3 separate regions of the Homo sapiens genome follow, and all the other regions are linked to region 3. Evidence: chromatin contacts called from ENCODE Hi-C or POLR2A ChIA-PET data. All regions are on one chromosome and are shown on one strand. The core of a region is the stretch at or near the end of the contact, and the rest is flanking DNA. Distances in the headings are between cores, read along the strand shown. Region 1 holds the start of MTHFD1 (methylenetetrahydrofolate dehydrogenase, cyclohydrolase and formyltetrahydrofolate synthetase 1). Region 2 overlaps PPP1R36 (protein phosphatase 1 regulatory subunit 36). Region 3 holds the start of SPTB (spectrin beta, erythrocytic).

Evidence for each region. Hi-C counts contacts between places; a loop is a spot of excess contacts on that map. ChIA-PET counts read pairs that join two places held with the same protein, here RNA polymerase II (POLR2A). Pooled maps may share reads with other maps.
Region 1: a loop to region 3 is called in a pooled map, with 4 times the contacts of the local background. The contact joins the promoter of MTHFD1 here to the promoter of SPTB in region 3. A Hi-C loop is called at or near these places in 5 of 50 pooled maps. POLR2A ChIA-PET finds 5 or more read pairs at or near these places in 2 of 52 experiments (PC-3 and activated CD4-positive, alpha-beta T cell).
Region 2: a map with no recorded cell type shows a loop between it and region 3 (2.2-fold over the local background). The contact joins the enhancer-like site here to the promoter of SPTB in region 3. A Hi-C loop is called at or near these places in 1 of 37 single-sample maps with no recorded cell type. POLR2A ChIA-PET finds 5 or more read pairs at or near these places in 3 of 52 experiments (BJ, WTC11 and activated T-cell).

Annotation. Positions count from the first base shown.
Region 1 is chr14:64,386,377-64,389,913 of GRCh38, reverse strand. It overlaps MTHFD1 (methylenetetrahydrofolate dehydrogenase, cyclohydrolase and formyltetrahydrofolate synthetase 1), which reads right to left and starts at 1,561. Exons shown (of 28, transcript NM_005956.4): 1 at 1,446-1,561. The coding sequence starts at 1,486. RefSeq lists enhancers at 1,709-1,798, 2,319-2,378, 2,399-2,498.
Region 2 is chr14:64,567,884-64,571,166 of GRCh38, reverse strand. It overlaps PPP1R36 (protein phosphatase 1 regulatory subunit 36), which reads right to left. Exons shown (of 12, transcript NM_172365.3): 7 at 2,720-2,818. Among named protein-coding and RNA genes, the nearest start is that of PPP1R36, 20 kb to the right of the region's middle. Within about 2 kb of position 1,911, at least 16 of the 41 ENCODE cell types and tissues checked have a DNase peak (open chromatin) inside an H3K27ac peak, as active enhancers do.
Region 3 is chr14:64,877,854-64,881,323 of GRCh38, reverse strand. SPTB (spectrin beta, erythrocytic) reads left to right here and starts at 1,417. Exons shown (of 36, transcript NM_001355436.2): 1 at 1,417-1,532. LOC105370534 (a long non-coding RNA gene) reads left to right here. Exons shown (of 3, transcript XR_943942.3): 3 at 1-443. RefSeq lists silencers at 797-876, 947-1,086, 1,137-1,306.

The DNA.
Region 1 (3,537 bases), core at 312-2,811, 490 kb after region 3:
ACTATTATTATGCACTAAATTATCTCTTCACAATCAGTCTTTCTAAAAGGAAGATTTTTATATTAAAACAAAAAGCCACTGGAAAAGGAAGTAAGTTTGAATACAAGCAAACAAAAACAGAAAGTAAAGCAGAAATACAGTTTAGCAAGCCACATGTTGAAAAGCACTAAGCAGTAAGTATTGTGATTTCTTTTTTTTTTTTTCTTAGACGGAGTTTCGCTCTTGTTGCCCAGGCTGGAGTGCAATGGCGCATCTCAGCTCACTGCAACCTCTGCCCCCCAGGTTCAAGTGATTCTCCTGCCTCAGCCTCCCAAGTAGCTGGGATTACAGATGCCTGCCACCACACTCGGCTAATTTTTTGTATTTTTAGTAGAGATGGGGTTTCACCATTTTGGATAGGCTGGTCTTGAACTCCAGACCTCAGGTGATCCACCCACCTCGGCCTCCCAAAGTGCTGGGATTACAGGCATGAGCCACTGGGCCCGGACTTTTCACCACCGATGACTTTGTAATTCACTCAAAAACCTATTACAAAGTTAGGAGTTACAGGACAATTACAATTTAGTAACTGCTGTGGCTGGCAACAGTTACTTACATAACGGGTGATGTGAAAGGTCCCAAGAGCAAACTCAGTAAGGTCACACAGAATATATCTTTCCCTCCTTCATCTACTAGAGGGAATATATTTTTCCCTCTTCCTTCTACTCTCATTTTTCCTCACCAGTCACCTCCCAGACAAAAAGCAGCCAGTGTTACTTCCTGGGAGTAAAGCTGGCAACGATACCCACTAATTAAGCATTCAGATGTCCCGCAAGGGTAGAACAGGCAGAGGTCAAGTGGAATGCAGAATATTCTCAGGACTCAGGAGCCAAATTACGTTTCAAGTAACTCTAGGACCAGGGCAGAGAGATGGCTGTTAGAGAGAAGCACGAGATTGAAGAGAAAGGAAAAATGTATTAGATTTCACTTAGCGTATGATAAGACTATGGTATAGTGGGAAAAGCTATGAGCTGGAAGGACCCTCTGTCATTATCAGCCTTGTAGTCTTGTCAAGCCTTGTCACCTCACTAGTCTCCATCTACTCACCTCCAAATTAACGGGAATTAAGTAGATTGGATTTCTGAGTTCTGACTAGGGGGGCTCCAGGAAGCCGCAACTACCCACTCTCCCGGCAGAAAGTCACCAGCAGCTGCGCGTTTGGGAGCATAGTCGGCACAGGACTTTTCCCCGAAGCACAGGAGCCAGCGGCTACAGCCACTAGGCAGTCCACTTGCAAACGCAGGTTGTGCCCGGGTTCTCTTTCTTTGGCTGCAGGTCTTCAGGTGTTATGGGCCTAACTCTTCCGCTACAAGTGTCCCTCCCGCAAAAAATGGGTCCGGGGGACCTGCACACCCTCAGAGCCCTCGTCCACAGCCCCACACTCAACAACAATGTCAGGTGCTTACGCGGAGATCTCCTTCCCGTTCAGGATTTCTGCTGGCGCCATGGCCTTTATTAGTCCGCTGCCCACGATGGACACCACCAATATCGAGGTTCCACTCCCTCCGCAGCCAAGCAGGACAACCCAACCCACGTGCTTAGGGACTGGCCAGGGGATCACACTACTGCGCCTGCGCCCCTGCCCGCTTCTCCCCCTGCAGACGCGGTGGCGCATGCGCAGTTCGGAAGGACCCGAGTCCCTTAACTAACCGAGAGCTAACAGGTCGGGGACTGCGGGACGGAAGAGGGAGGGGAAGATGAAGAAAATCGGTGATGAATGGCTGGCGGAAATGATTGGCGGAAAGAAAGAGCCAGTTCACAGTGCGCCTTTGTATTCGGCGGGAAACCCGGCCGAAGAGGGAGCTGGAAAGGACTCCGGAATCCGGCCGTAATTCCAGCCAATCAGGGAGTAGAGTTGCGGGGCGGGGTTGGGGCGGGGCAGTCTCGCGGGAGATAGTTTCGCGGGTTCGGGAGGCGAGTCTCCGGTTTCCGCCCAGTCTCTGGGGACGCGGTGGCGGGGTCTGAATCGCCTGGCTTCCAGGGAGTTTTGGGCGGGTCCCCGCACGGGAGCGTGGCAGGCGCTGGACTCGACAGCAGATGTGGAACTGGAGAGCTTGGCGCGCCCTCATACTTTGTCACACACCTACGCCACCAGACTGGGGTCGGGCCCCTCCGCGTTCTGCTCTGGAGGGCCTGGGTCTGGGCCCAGCATAGCGCTTTTAGAATCTCCTCAGCTGAATCTGACGCTCAGCCGTAGGTGAAGCTTAGCCCGCTGTTTCAGGCCCCGCCGATCTGGAAGGAGTGTCAGAGCTGGAGCGCGCGTGGCCTCATCGGTGTTGGGGTCACCCCGGGGTTGCCAGGGCTCATGGAGGGTCGTAGTCTGGATTTTGTCACCCCCACGTCCCCGCCCCGCAGCAAGTCTGGGGTTGGAGAACTCACGCGGTCTTCGTAAGCTACATGCCAGTTGACCCTCGAGGAGGGATGCTCCCTCCCCTTAAGCGTCCACGCTGGAGAAGGAGTAAGATGGACAATTGCCTGGGGAGCCTGACAGGGCGGTGGCAGCTGGGATGCTGGAGAGGACTGGCCCCTTGTGTTACTGAGTCCAAGGAATATGCTTGCTCTGCTCTAGGAACCGCGTTCAGGTTACAGTCATCCCAGTAGAGTCCTGAAGATGCGTGGTTCAGGTCACTTAGGACTTGACCAGATACCGGGTTTCTTTTACAAGCCGTTTACTACTGGCAGAGCTCATCTAAAACTTTTTTTGTTTGTTTGTTTGAGACGGAGTCTCATTCTGTCGCCCAGGCTGGAGTGCAGTGGCACGATTTTGGCTCACTGCAACCTCCGCTTCCCGGGTTCAAGCAGTTCTCTGCCTCAGCCTCCCGAGTAGCTGGGATTACAGGCACCACCTAATTAGCCCGCCACCACGCCCGGCTAATTTTTGTATTTTTAGTAGAGACGGGGTTTCACCATCTTGGCTAGGCTGGTCTTGAACTCCTGACCTCGTGATCCACCCGCCTCGGCCTCCCAGAGTGCTGGGATTACAGGCGTGAGCCACCGCACCTGGCCTAAAACTGATTTTTTATTAATTTTGGGGCTTTTAATATTTTTTTCTTATTTCTAAATTCTGAGGTTATTTATAGTAGCCCCATATACGGGATTAGATAATCTCTTGTGATTTTCTATTTCTGGTAATTATTTCTAATATATGTTTTTTTGTTTTTGAGACGGAGTCTCGCTATGTCGCTCAGGGTGGAGTGCAGTGGCATGATCTCCGCTCTTTGTAGCCTCTGCCTCCCGGGTTCAAATGATCCTCCCACCTCAGCCCCCCGAGTAGCTTGGACCACAGGTGCATGCCACCACGCCGGCTAATTTTTCTATTTTTGGTAGAGTTGGGGTTTCACTATGTTGACCAGACTGGTCTAGATCTCAAGGGATTAGTCTCCCTTGGCCTCCCAAAATGCTGGGATAATGGGCATGAGCCACCGTGCGTGGCCTTAAAGTTACTATTCTTAAAGTTTGCACAAGTGATATGTTAAAGGCACAGACTTAGTAATATAA
Region 2 (3,283 bases), core at 662-3,161, 310 kb after region 3:
TTGATGGAGCAAGACTCCGTTTCAAACAAACAAACAAACAAACAAACAAACAAACAGTACATACATAATTGTTCAGAAGCTAAAAATTCTAATTACGGACAGATAAACTCTGGAAAACAGTGCAGTTGATTGGTGGGAAGTGCTGGGCATGTTGTACAGTGATTAAGGCACAAGCCTTGGAGTTAAACAGACCTGGGTTCTAATATCAGTTCCACCTAGGAACTGTAATGTCATCTCCTAGGTATGGTACGTAATCCCCAACAAACTATTTAACCTCTGTGAGCCTTAATTTCTTCATCTGTAAAATAGGGATAAGGCTTCTTCTTTTGGAAGTAGGGCTTTTAATCACCTGACATCAATTAAGTGTACCGTTGCCATCCATCTTCACCCTTTTCTGCTTTCCTCTCACGGCTGTAGGCTTTCCTCCCAAGTGCCATGCACTGGGTTAAGATACACTGTCTCATCTACTTCTGTATAATAACTCTGTGAATTAAATGCTATTACTATCCCTATGCTCTATCTTGGTATTTGAAATCAGTTTTTTTCTTCTGTGCAGATACCTCAATGCAATCAATATTTAATTCTATTATAGTAAGTAAACCAACTGACCACAGGAAGCCTGAAAATAAAAAGTTGTAATTTTTATTTTTAGAATCACACCATAAACTCCATACTTTTTTTTTTTAAGGCGGAGTCTCGCTCTGTCGCCCAGGCTGGAGTGCAATGGTGCCATCTCGGCTCACTGCAACCTCTGCCTCCCAGGTTCAAGTGATTCTCTTGCCTCAGCCTCCTGAGGAGCTGGGATTACAGGAGTGTGCCACCACGCCTGGCTAATTTTTGTATTTTTAGTAGAGATGGGGTTTCACCATGTTGGTCAGGCTGGTCTCGAACTCCTGACCTCGTGATCCACTCGCCTTGGCCTCCCAAAGTGTTGGGATTACAGGCATGAGCCACCGTGCCCGGCCAAAATCCATACTTTTAAGGCTTCAATTGGTTTGTTTTTGTCAATCTGAGTAACTGATTCCTTCTAAGGAACAGTCTACCTTATACCACTGTGTTCTAGTATGTTTAGTGCATCTTCAACTAGAAAACCTGTCTTATTATCTATTCTTATCAATTAAGAAAGTAGGCCAGGCACGGTTACTCACACCTGTAATCCTAGCACTTTGGGAGGTTGGGGCAGGCAGATCACCTGAGGTCAGGAGTTCGAGACCAGATTGGCCAACATGGTGAAACCCCATCTCTACTAAAAATATAAAAATTAGCTGGGCGTGGTTGTGGGCTCCTGTAATCCCAGCTACTCAGGAGGCTGAGGTGGGAAAATCACTTGAACCTGAGCGGTGGACGTTGCAGTGAGCCGAGATTGCACCACTGCACCCCAGCCTGGGTGACAGAGCCAGACTCCAACTCAAAAAAAAAAAAAGAAAAGAAAAAAGAAATTAAACAAATCTTTTTGCCAGATTAGCAATAAGCCTCAGAAGAGGAAATACGATAAAAAAATGTAATAAGCCAAAGTGCCAAAAATGTCTAATTACGTTTCATTTGGAAATAGTAAGAATCTTCAAACCTTCTAAGTCCACAGCTGGCTTTAAACCCTTTTGCTTGCTACCATAGAAACATTTCATGCTCTGGCTGCCCTGTTGTGAAATACAGTCCCAAAATAACACTGATATTGTATATTATGATGGCTTTACAGGAACAAGAGTTTTTAAATTATTTATTTGGTTCTTTACAAAACTATCCAGATACATTTATTCTATCCATAAGATGTTTTTCCAACTGCTTGATTGTATACAGGGTTTTGCATTTTGAAAACATCCTGCAGCAACAACTTAATTACTCTACCCAGCATTCCTAACAGCTAAATCATTGGGTTGGTTCCACACGTACTGGGGAGGGCAGCCTGGCGTGTGGAAAGTTCCATGGCTTGCAAAAGGTCACCAAGGCTGAGAGGCATTGTTCTGCTCTGTATTCTGAGTTCCCAGATTCTTGCCCTGGTGTACACCTCTGCGCCACTTCTGCCTAAAGCTAAAGCATTTAAATTCTTTATAAGTAGCCTAAGAAACCTTGAATTTTTTTTCCTGTGATGTGGAATGCCACTTTGGCCAAATATATTAATTTTTTTAATTCTTAGATTTTTTTTAATTGGATGCTTACAAGCCCTTTAGCAAGAACTTTGTAAGCATAAAAAGCACACAAACAACAACTATATCTGCACCTTCAAGATGGTTGCCACTAGCCACATGTGGCTACTGAGAATGTGTCTAGTATGAATTGAGATATATTATAGGTATAAAATAGACACCAGACTTACTACAAAAAAGTAACACATCTCATTAATAACTTGATATATCAACTACTGTTGCATGATAATATTTTTTGCATCACTGGGTTAAATAAAAGACACTATTAAAATTAATTTCACATGTATCTTATTACATTTTTAAGATATGTTTACCAGAAATTTAAAATTACATACATGGCTTTCATTATCTCATTACTGTGCAATGCTAGTCTGTATCAGTTGGAATATTTTGTTGCTGGACTACACATATAAATTATCCAGTGAGCTTTAAAAACTGACACACTCTTCCCATGTAAAATGTCTTAGTACATCTCAAAGATTTAAAAATTTCCATCATCTCTTTATCCTAGACAAAAGTTACTTTTAATACTGGCAGTGATAAAACTCTAAAGCACACTATAAAATCTTACTTACACCATATAGCTTTTGGGTTTCTTTTCCAGTGAGTTTTTTTCCAAGTAATGGGATAAGTAGTACAATAATGCCATGAGGAAATTATCAAGATTCTTATTCCTATGGGGAGATTTGAAACAACAAAAAAAGAGTCAATGCTAACCTATTTCAAATGTAAGATTTCTCATAAAAAATATATGAGCACACAACACAAGAATAAGTAGAAAACTATGTTATCATGCCTATCAAAGAACTAATTTACCACTTAAAATTATATCTACTATATATTTAAAAATTTAAGAAATCTGGTTTTTGTAAGTAAAACTTTTGGAGAGGTCAAACACTAAATTCTTATAGTTGTGCTTACTAATTAATTTTAATTTTTAAAAAGTTATTATACAATATATTTCCATTGTTTAAAAAATGTAGAGAAATGTATCAAGTAAAAATTCTCTCCTCCTACCTCTGTCACCATCCTACTCCCTAGTGGTAACCACTATTAAGAGTTTGGTATGGGCCAGGCACAGTGGCTCATGCCTGTAATCCCAGCACTTTGGGAGGCCAAGGTGGGTGGATAACTTGATG
Region 3 (3,470 bases), core at 168-2,667:
TGGCTCTGTAATACCTGGGGCGTTTGTCCCACTCAGCACATCTCAGTGTCTAAATACCCACCCTCAAGAAGTGGGACTGCAGCAGGAAGTGAAGTATCTTTGCATATGTTCAATATATAAACTAAACTCGAACATCTGGCAAACACCCCTTTCCTGGGTGAATTCTGGAAAACAGCACAATTATAATCCCAAGCAAATAACTCAGGAGTAAGACTGTTCCCTTGTTAAGAACACCAGGCAGCATCAGTAAAAGTTAAAACTTCTTCTGCATCTATGCGCTTTTAATCTCCACGGCCATTTCCATAATACCTGAGATTACCTGCGTTGATAGCTGGTGAGAAATCATCCCAGGCACCGCAGGTGGAGAAAAGAGATGAAAGCTACCTCAAGGCGTACACGTAAACCTTACTGAACAATGACCTTGATCGTTAGAAAGTCAAGAAAATGTACTGCCTTGCAAGCTGCCGGTGTTCTATTGAGTTTCTCTCCGGGGGCAACTCGGAGATGCCTTTTTGGCACCATCGGTTCTAGTATTTCCTCTGGCCTGCTGCGCCGCGCCTCATCCAGGCTTGTAGTGAGGCACCCCCACTCGCCCGGAGACCCGGGCCGGCCAGGAGGTGCCAGTGGGCAGGTGTGGCAGCCTGCCTGTTGATTACAGTCCCTACAATGTGCGAGCTCCTTGGGACTGCAGGCTGCGCGCCGCCAGCTTTGCCTGGTTCGTCCTGATTACACTAGGTTTTCGGGCAGAAACAGCGACACTGAGCTCGGGCTGGGGGTGGGGCCCTCGGGCCCAGTGCCCGCCCCCTGCCCTCCCACCGCCAGCCGAGAGAAGCCCGCCCGGGAGCGCGCTTTCTAATGCACCAGCCCCCGGGAACAATCTGTCCCTCCCAAACCCGCCACGGCGGGGGTTCACCTCCCGGGTACCCGCCGCGCCCACCCTATGGCCTAAATGTCTTTTCATATATTTTAAAAACTGAACTGTGTGCAGTGGGGATGCAGGGCGGGAAAGGCTGGAGGGCTCATTTTCGCCACCAGGCTTGCCTCTCCGGGCGCACGAATTAGGCCCGAGCTAGAGTCCAACCCCCTTCCCGCCTCAGGGGGCTCGGGGTGGCGCGGGGTTAGGGGCAATGAACGACGATGGAGGCGCCCCAGGCTCAGCGGCGGGCGGGGAGGCAGAGGCGGGTTCCAGGAGCCGGGCTGAGGCCCGGCAGGTGCCCCCAGGCGCGGAGGCTGATTGGCAGGTGCGTGAGTGGGTGGGGAAGGCGGGGGCTGGGCTTGGCGCTGCGGGAGGCTGCGGCCCCGCCTCCCCGCCCCCGCCGCGGGACTATCTGGTCCCGGCAGCAGCGATGTCCCCCGGCAGGAATGTCCCTCCTCAGATAATGTTATTTATATCTCTGGGCGGGTCCGCGGCTCGGCAGCACCAGGCGCCCGGCGGCCGCTGTGCCAGGAGCCCCGCGCTGCCCTCCTCCCCCTGCGCCGCCGCCGCCGCCACCCCCGGGCTCGGGGTGGCCCCCGCTTCAGTCCCAGGGCAGGTGAGTCCCAGGAGGGCCCGGCGGCCAAGGGAGCTGGGTGCGGGTGCGCAAGGCTGGGACGCGCGGCGCCAGCTCAAAGGAGCGCTGGGCCCAGGGGGCGCCTGACGCGCAGGGCCCAGAGGACCGGGTGGGAGTCCAGCCCCGGTTGTCGGGCGTGGGGTGGGAGGGGTGCGGGGCCCGGGAAGCCCGGCAGCTGCGGCAAAGATCATCCCGGGACGCGGGAACGCGCGCGGGCGTCCGAGGCACTTGGTGCTAGCTTTGGAGAGCGGGATCCCGGAGAGTCCGTCACCCCGGGGCGCAGGGAGAGGGTGACGGGGGTGCGTGTTCTCGTCCGCCTTCTCCAGGACCCCGGCCTGGGAGCGAAGGGGATTGCGCCTCTAGCCCGTCCGACCGCAGCGCTGCTCTCTGCCTTTTTTTGTCCGGCTTCTCAGCCTTGTGGCCGCTCATATCCCTCTTCTGGGGAACTTGGCTGCGCTCTCCTCGGGCCACCCAGCGCCCAGGCAGGAGGGACAGGTGAGGGCAGCAGAGGGGGCCGGGCCTCCGGGTGCTGGGAGCCACCCAGAGAGTGACCCCGTGTAGACCGAGGGAGGAAAGATCCTAGTGCCCCAAGCCATACTTCAAGGACCCCTAGTCTTCCTCTCCCAAAGAGTTCCTCTCTTCCTCTAAGCTTCTCCGGGCTACTCTACCCTCACCCTCCTCTCCAGTTTCCCCTCTTCCTCTAACTTGGTCTTGAGAAATAGCAGAAAGTGGGAGAAATAACAGAAGCTGTAAAACAATCCCCAACTCCCACCAACTCATCCGTACTTCCCAGGCTGGGGAAGCAGCTGCGGGGCTGGAGTGCTGTTTCCCTGACAACGAGCTTCAGGTAGGGCCTTGAGTTACAGCCTATTAATATCCAAACCACTGTTTTCAGTGAGCAATTAGAGGCGCCAGCCAGGAGTAAGGAAAATGAAAAGAAGCCACTGTTTTTTGTACATCTAAATTTTAGATGCATCAGATTGGGGGGTGGGGTGGGGGGATATAGTGACAGCCTTTTTGTACTGAGAATTTCTGTGGGGAGAGACTAGGCTGTCACCTCCAGGTAGGAGGCAGTCATGCAAAACCCCTGCCTGGAGGTAGTCACGATCCGTATTTTAGTTTCTAAGGGAAGAGATTCAGGCGGCTCCCTAATGAGAGGAGTCTGCAAATCAAAGATTTTTAGGCACAGCTCAACTGTCCACTGTCCTATCCTTAGCTTCACAGATGGCTCTGAATTTTATTCTAGAATTCCCTCTTCGCCCACCCCTTCCCCCACTATAACCCAAGGCAGGTCATTTCTTATTTTAGGATTCAGCTTTTATTCTTTTGCTCTGAGTCCCAGGTTCCAAAATGCAATTGAAAACACCTTTTTTTTTCTAAGTGCAAAATGATTGTTAATGTATGCTGAATGTCCAGCACCTGACACAGCTAGGCCTGTGCTTGCCTGGAGGCTTGCAGGCTAGCCAGGAAAGGGAATGTTAAACTTACATTGAAGAAGAGCCCACCAGCCTTGAAACCCACTAACTCCAGAGGTGGGTCATTTATAAAGAATTTTATCAAAAACTCTAGAGTAAAGCACCATTGAAAGACATAAACGCTCATGAAAATGTGGCTTTCAGACCCCTTAGCTGTTGCTCTTAGCTTTATCAGTGCCCCAGTGGCAATGATGGGGATGAGCCAGTCCTATTGATCTTGAGTTCTGGGAAGACTCAGAGTCCACTCATGGAATTGTAAGCACCCAAGGACTCCCAGGCATCCAGGATGGGCCTTGTAGCACAGGCGTATCAAGTTCTCCTGAGCGGCTTGCCCAGAAGAGAGTTGGGATACCACCTTTGGCTCTGATCAATGCTTCTTCCAAGTGTTCTGAAGGTGTCCTATAGCAGAACGCCTGCTAGATGACTAGTTTTGGGGGTGAAGGTA